Regions from separate parts of the Homo sapiens genome. Here region 2 is linked to region 1. Evidence: chromatin contacts called from ENCODE Hi-C data. All regions are on one chromosome and are shown on one strand. Each heading gives the region's core, a stretch centred on a gene start or an enhancer-like site at or near the end of the contact. The rest is flanking DNA. Distances are from core to core; before and after follow the strand shown. Region 1 holds the start of LOXHD1 (lipoxygenase homology PLAT domains 1). Region 2 overlaps ST8SIA5 (ST8 alpha-N-acetyl-neuraminide alpha-2,8-sialyltransferase 5).

Region 1 (3,557 bases), core at 318-2,817:
CCTGTCTCTACTAAAAATACAAAAATTAGCTGGGCATGGTGGCGTATGCCTGTAATCCCAGCTACTCGGGAGGCTGAGGCAGGAGAATCACTTGAACCCGGGAGGCGGAGGTTGCAGTGAGCCGAGATCACACCACTGCACTCCAGCCTGGGCGACAGAGGGAGACTCCGTCTCAAAAAAAATTCTAAGAAACGTTTTATTATCTTTTCCCTGAATGGGTACTCGTGTAAAATGAGTTTTCTTAGTAGATTCCTAGAGATCCTTAAGGAAGGTCTCTTCCTGAAGAATCCAGGTGTGTAAACCACATATTGCCAGAAGGGGGCGCGCGCCACCCACCATTAAACTTCACTCCTGGTCCTCAGAGGACTTTGAGCTGCTTCAAGGGCGGCCCCTCAGCTGAATAGGGGAAGAGGGGAGGTTGATCTTTCCTGGGTAGGAACGTTCGGGGTTAGAGATGCCTCCCCCTAGTGGAAGATTTGGATGGCTCCAAAGAGCAGGGCAGGACCAAAGCTGCCCCAGGCTGCCGGGGAGGCCTGTGAGTGCCGACTGCTCCTCAGGCGTCCGCTCCAAATCCTCTCTTCCTCTCCACCTGAAATTCCCCTTTAGAGTCACTATTTTGGCTTAGAGGACAAAATCACACGTGTTGCTTCTAGAGGACTCCTGTTAGCACACCTAAGTTACCTGAGAAGCGATTCAGGGACCCTCAACATGGCTGCACATGAAAGTCACCAGGAGCTTTAAAAACTGGGGCCCAAGCTGCGTCCCAAACCAAGCAAATCAGAATCCTTGGGGATGGGACCCACGCATTAGCGTTCAACACCTCTCTGGGGGCTTCTGGTGTGCAGCCCGGGCTGTGCGCCCTGGGGTAGGAGCTTGCTGATGCCCTCCCGTGAGTCCAGGTGGTGAGCTGATCTAGTTAGTGAGTTCACCTGGGAGGGCATCGGCTACGATGATGTTTAAACTTTAGTGCATATAAAGCTCACCTGGCAGGGGGAGCGGGGAGAGTTTTCTGGTGCCCTAGCTTTCCTCGTGCCCAGAGGCCACTTCCGGAAGCCCGCAGTCTTGATGAGATGGAAGCAGAGAGAGAGAACGAGAAGGATCCAGCGAGAACCCCGCCTGCTCCGTAAGACGATCAGAGGTCATGAATAATGGAGAGAAACGGGGGCCTTTGAGTCCTGGGAGCCTGGCTGATTCCGGGGCCCCGCCTTCCTCAGGAGGGTCCCGTGTGGGCTGTAAGGCTTGGGAGATCTCCTGGGTGAGGAGCCCTCACCTGTCCCTGGGGTGGCCTGGAGGGATCCCAGGTGACCCCCTGGCTGTGAGGCCAGGTGGGAAATGGACTTCAAGGGCTCCGTGTCACCTGATTCTCCATAGGGAGGAGAGAGGGCTGGTGGGGAGGGGAGAGAGGAAGGAAGTCAGCCTGCCCTCAGCGCCATGAATAAGTGATGAGGCCCAAAGAGAAGCCCCGGGGCAGGTACAGAGGAGGAGGAGGTGGCTCACCAGAGGGTGGTGGGAGGGGACAGGGACAGGAGGTTCAGAGATAAGGCACTGAGGTTCAGCTCAGGAGCCAGAGAAGGCAGAGGGAACAGCACCTTGGGCACGGGGAAGCCAAGAAAACGGGGCACTCTGGCCCACCCAGGCCTGAGCTATAGGAGGGCCGTGGGCGCCAGAGCTCAGGGAGGAGGTCTCAGGTTCCCGCAGGTGTGAGGAGGCGGCACAGTGAGCCTGCGAGCGCTGGGAGAAGGCAGCCGACAGAATGATGCCCCAGAAGAAAAGGCGGAGGAAGAAGGACATCGACTTCCTGGCCCTGTACGAAGCGGAGCTGCTGAACTACGCCTCGGAGGACGACGAGGGGGAGCTGGAACACGAGTACTACAAGGCCAGAGGTGCGGGGTCCCAGCCTGCGGGGGGCGGGTGGTGCAGCTGGCTGCGGTGGGCAGGGGTCTGTTCCTGTCTATGGGGAGTCATTCTAAGATTTCGGAGCAAGCCCTTCCTCACTGATTATCCCATGTGTCTGTTCCATATCCCCTCGGAGTAAGAAGGCAGGCATTATGCAGGGATGGTGGGGTCCCTGTTGTACAGACAGGTGGAGCAACTTGCCTTTAGCCCCCGATTCTCAGTGGAACAGAATAGACTAGAGCCACAGTGCCCCCATGGCCCCATGTTCTCCAGCTCCTGAACATCCCCAAAGCCACGTTCCAGTCTGGTCCCCGAGTAGGTGGTCTGCATCAGGCAGAGCGCCCTGAACTGCTGGGGTCATGAAAGGATGTCTTGGGGAGGAAGCCTGACAGCTCATCCTATGCCCACTGTGGTTGATGGAGACAGGGAGCCTGGGGCTTTGCAAGGAGATGTCCATCCCATATGTCGAAGGCGGCCGGTGCTCTGGACCCCAGGGCCTTGTCCTTCTAGTCTCATCTTTCCCTGGGCCACATGAGACCTGCTTGAAATTGCTCTAACTCCTTGCCAGGTAAACCAAAGAAGTGAACTGTGACCCTAGAGCTGGTTTTGGCCAGCAGAGTTTAAGTTGTTTTTTTCCTTTCCAGCGTTTTGAAATCCTTTTTTCTGTGAATGCCAATAGGCTGTGGACGTCCAGCTTATCACAGTCTCCACCACTCCCTGTCATCTCATACTAGGTCTGGTTTACTCATCAGTGCTGCCTGCCTAGTCTCTGAAGCCATTTAAATTCTCAATGCTGACTCCAAAGTGGCTCACCAGTCCCCGTAAGCGCCATAGTCATCCATGCATTCACTCATTCATTCATTCAGCAAGTATTTATTGAATGTGTGCTCTGTGCCTGCCCATGGCCTTGTTTGTCTTCCCCTTTCTCCCTCTTCCTGTCCTCACTCTGAAAGCCCAGTTCTGATCCCATCTCTTCCATGAAGCCCTCCTTGATTCCAGTCCACCATGAGTTCCCTGATTACATCCAATTCATAATTGTTCCATTGTTTCCTGCAAAGCTTGTCCAGCTGTGTCCGGCTTGCAGCCACAGTCACCCTAAACTCCGTGAGGGTGGGGCCTTGCTGTACTTGTCTTTAGTCCTCATCATTCAGCCCCTGCACAGTCCTGGGCTTAGAGGAGGTAGTCTCAGCTGAGATCAGGAAGGCTGTGGCCCCTTTCCAGGTACAGAATCCTGGGTACCTCCAAGGGTAGAAGGGGGGGCTGTAGTAGGAGGAAGTGGGCCCAGGAAAAAGGAAGCATCCGCCACCTTCTAACAGTACATGTGCCTCAAGCTCTGACCCTCTTGTGAGGGGAGGGGCTGGGAGGTGAGACATCAGGGCAGCATCCCCACCATGTGTGCTTGGCTTCCCAGGTGATTCTCCCCAGCCACGTGACTGTTGGTGAGATCATTCTAGAACCTCTCACAGCCAGCAGCACACTGTTGACTTCTGTTTACGGGCTCTGCATGCCTCAGTGTGGCCATAATGATCGTTCTCCTTTTTATCCTTTCAGAAGCCTTTTTACTAATGTTCTCATGTTTGATCCTTAAGATCCCTGAGCACAGTCAAGGCAGGCGGATCAGCACCACTTCACAAGTTAAAGACTGAGGCCCTGAGACATTA
Region 2 (3,557 bases), core at 290-2,789, 62 kb before region 1:
CAGACATGCCCGAGGGTGTGGGGATGGTCGCACGCTGTGGCCTGGGCTGGAGGGTCTTATGCTGGCCTTTGGGACCACAGTTCTTTCCATGGAAGTGCAGAGGGAGCTCTGGACATCACGGGTAAGGTGGGGGCCCATGCTTGTCCTGGGAAGCTGAGCCTCCCATGCTGGCCTGTCTGCTAAGCGGCCCTGCCTCCCAGGTGGTGAGCAGTCTAGGTAAGTCAGCAAGTGTGTACCTCCCTACTGGACTCCTGGGAGAGTTCTTCAAGAGGTTTGGGGTAGAAAATGCGAGTCAAAGCCAAGCATGGTGGCTCATGCCCGTAATCCCAGCACTTTGGGAGGCCAAGGCGGGTGGATCACTTGAGGTCAGGAGTTTGAGACCAGCCCGGCCAACATGGTGAAACCCCATCTCTACTAAAAATGCAAAAATTAGCCGGGTGTGGTGGCACATGCCTGTAATCCCAGCTACTCAGGAGGCTGAGACGGGAGAATAGCTTGAACCTGGGAGGCAGAGGCTGCAGTGAGCTCAGATTGTGCCACTGCACTCCAGCCTGAGTGACAGAGTGAAACCCTGTCAAAAAAAAGAAAGAGAGAGAGAAAGAAAGAAAGAAAGAGAAAGGAAGGAAAGAAGAGAGAGAGAAAGAAAGAAAAAGAAAAGGAAAGAAGAGAGAAAGAAAGAAAAGAAAGAAAGGAAGGAAAGAAGAGAGAGAAAGAGAGAAAGAAAGAGAGAAAGAAAGAAAGAAAGAAAGAAAAAAGAAAAGAAAGAGAAAGATAGAAAGGCGAGTCAAGTGAGCAAGGCGGACCGACGGGCCCCTGGGAAGCTGTTTCTTGGCAGATGTCTCCAGTCAGTGGCTGAAACCATTGTCATTGCATGGGCTCCATTCCTAACTTTTCCTGCTGCCAGTATCTTTTGTCTTTCCTTCCTCTTTCCACGGTTTCACCTGTAACTTCTCATAGCCCTCACTGCACCTGTGTTCTCCTCTGCCTTTCTTCCTGTTACCTGTTTTTGTCCATCCTTCCTTTCTTCCTCCCCATTGCCTCCCTCTCTCCTCCACGTCCTTGCTTCCCTACTCCCTTTCTCACTCCTCTTGCCCTTTATTTTCTCTGCCCCTCTCTCCATGATCTGGGCCAGCTTCCTCTTTCCTATCAGCCGGGAGCCTGCAGGGTCAGAGACACAGCTGACCTCTGTCAAGTTGGTTTTGGAATTCAGGTGCCTTTGATGCAACATTGTTAGCAGCTGAGTTGACTTCCTTCTGGAGCGCTCCCATTTGAGCAAGAATTTCCTTAGTCACAGAATAAATGGCATGACCACACCTCCCACATTTTCCTGGGACAATTCCAATTTCAAATCTCTATTTCTAGTTGACCCCGAAGTACCCCCCTAGTTGAAGGACTGCAGTACGTAGAGTCCCCACATGTGGGAAATAATGGTTAACGTAGTTAGAATGGAACTGGAGTTTTTACCCTGGCGTGTGAGCAGCTTCTGCCTTCTTTAAAATGGGCAGGACAGCTCCTGGCAGCAGCTGTGCAGAGCTTGGGGGAGGACCTAACGAGGACACGACGTACATTGTCCCAATTGACAACTCTCCAAATCTGGAAGATGGGATGAGCTTCATGGTATTATTCACATATTGAATAATTCAGTGCATGCCATGTTTTGCTATCTATAGTTGTGTGGTGTTGAAGTGTGGTACAACCTGTTATTTATTATTAACAGTTTGGAAAGGAAGTCAGGAAGTACCAAATATAACCAGAGGATGAAGAGGGGCAAAGAAGCAAATGACTCATACATTGTATATACTCAAGCAGGAGCCACAGGCAGAAGGAGCCAGTCCAAATGATTAGTCCGGAAAACTCCAAACAGCACTACAAAGCAAATTCAAGCCAGATAGTGCTCATAAAAGGCTGTGGTCAGATCTTCTTATTGGTCACAGGCTGGGGAAGTACAGGCTGAATTAGAAAGGTGTGAGCTATAAGATATACATTGACATATAGCTTTATTAATTTCAAGTCTAGGTCTATGAAGTGTTGTCCAATAAGCATCCTTAGGGGAACTGATTTAATGAGCATATAGGAATAATTTTTTTTCTTTTTTTTTTTTTTTTGAGACAGAGTTTCACTCCATTGCTCAGGCTGGAGTGCAGTGATGCAATCTTGATTCACTGCAACCTTCGCCTCCCGGGTTCAAGCAATTCTCCTCCCTCAGCCTACTGAGTAGCTGGGACTACAGGCACCTGCCACCAGCGCCGGCTAATTTTTGTAATTTTTAGTAGAGACGGGGTTTCACTGTGTTGGCCAGGCTTGTCTTGAACTCCTGACCTCAAGTGATCCACCTGCCTCAGCCTCCCAAGGTGCTGGGATTACAGGCGTGAGCCACAGCACCCAGCCGGAATAATTTTCAATCAGCAAATATTTCTATTTAAGTGGGTGTTTTGCACAAGTAGGAAGGCCTGTGAAGACATTTCTCATGTGTTTGTGCTTCCATCGTCTCAGTAAGACAGTTGTTGTGCATCTTCCGTTTTGAATTGCCAGAACCTAGCGTGGCACCTGTTATGTAGTAGGTGCTCAATAAATGTGAATTGTGTAAAAAAAAAAAATGAATTAAGCGAGGAAATAGTAAAGGCTATTGGTAAGAAAGAAAACTTAGATTTCAGTGTTCCTGAGTCTTCCCTTAGAGATTTATCCCTTTGGATTCAACCTTGTCTCCTGGCACTGTCTTTGAAAAGTTGTCCCCTTTCTGGAAACACATTAGAATCAGAAACTCATTCACAGGCTGGAATTGCCAGAGAATTCGCTCTTGAAAAGAGCTGATAGTAGGGCAGGCTGACATTTGTGGGCTTCTGGGTGGGAAAAGGAAGACTGACAGTTGGTGGGGGTGAGGTATAAAAAGTAGAGAGGGTGGAGAAGCCCCGTCTCTACTAAAAATACAAAATTAGCCAGGCGTGGTGGCACATGTCTGTAATCCCAGCTACTCGGGCGGCTGAGACAGGAGAATCGCTTGAACTCAGGAGGCAGAGGTTGTGGTGAGCTGAGATCACGCCATTGCACTCCAGCCTGGGCAACAAGAGCAAAACTCCGTCTAAAAAAAAAAGTAGAGACGGGGCAGTGAAGGCAGATGACGTGCTCCTGTGCTAACTGACTAGACCTCCTCCTGAACACCCCTCACCGAGCATGGCCCCTCTGGGAAGGCAGAGGAGGATAGAGGGTACTTGTCCTCCATGGTCAGCTGCAACCCTGTTCCCTCTGGACTGGCCTAGCTGCCTGTCTGCCCAGCAACTGCTCAGAGAGCAGGGGGAGGCAGCGGTGCCCTCATGGTGATGGCCTCTGTCCTGTAGGGTGGGCAGTGTTGCATGCATTGCCTCAGGAAAACATCCCCCACTTCAGTCACAGGGACAGAGGACAGCTGAGGCAGGAGTCCCCCAGACACTGTCCCAGCAGAGCTGACTGTCAGCCTGGCCCATGGCCACAGCACAAAGGGCTTCACTCAGCTTCTGCCAACTGGGTCTGGCTCCACATCCAGGTCCTTGTCCTCCCTCCAGTATCCACTTCCTCCTTGA

What was found. A loop is a pair of places that touch in the nucleus more often than their neighbours do. Pooled maps may share reads with other maps.
Region 2: a loop to region 1 is called in a map of endothelial cell of umbilical vein, with 7 times the contacts of the local background. The contact joins the enhancer-like site here to the promoter of LOXHD1 in region 1. A Hi-C loop is called at or near these places in 3 of 168 maps with a recorded cell type or tissue (PC-3, endothelial cell of umbilical vein and heart right ventricle) and 1 of 50 pooled maps.

Annotation. Positions count from the first base shown.
Region 1 is chr18:46,655,230-46,658,786 of GRCh38, reverse strand. It overlaps LOXHD1 (lipoxygenase homology PLAT domains 1), which reads left to right and starts at 1,567. Exons shown (of 41, transcript NM_001384474.1): 1 at 1,567-1,883. The coding sequence starts at 1,754. RefSeq lists enhancers at 510-559, 370-1,319.
Region 2 is chr18:46,716,878-46,720,434 of GRCh38, reverse strand. All of the region lies in intron 1 of ST8SIA5 (ST8 alpha-N-acetyl-neuraminide alpha-2,8-sialyltransferase 5), which reads left to right. Among named protein-coding and RNA genes, the nearest start is that of ST8SIA5, 38 kb to the left of the region's middle. RefSeq lists an enhancer at 2,575-3,361. Within about 2 kb of position 1,539, at least 6 of the 41 ENCODE cell types and tissues checked have a DNase peak (open chromatin) inside an H3K27ac peak, as active enhancers do; they include PC-3 and endothelial cell of umbilical vein, where a contact is called at or near this core.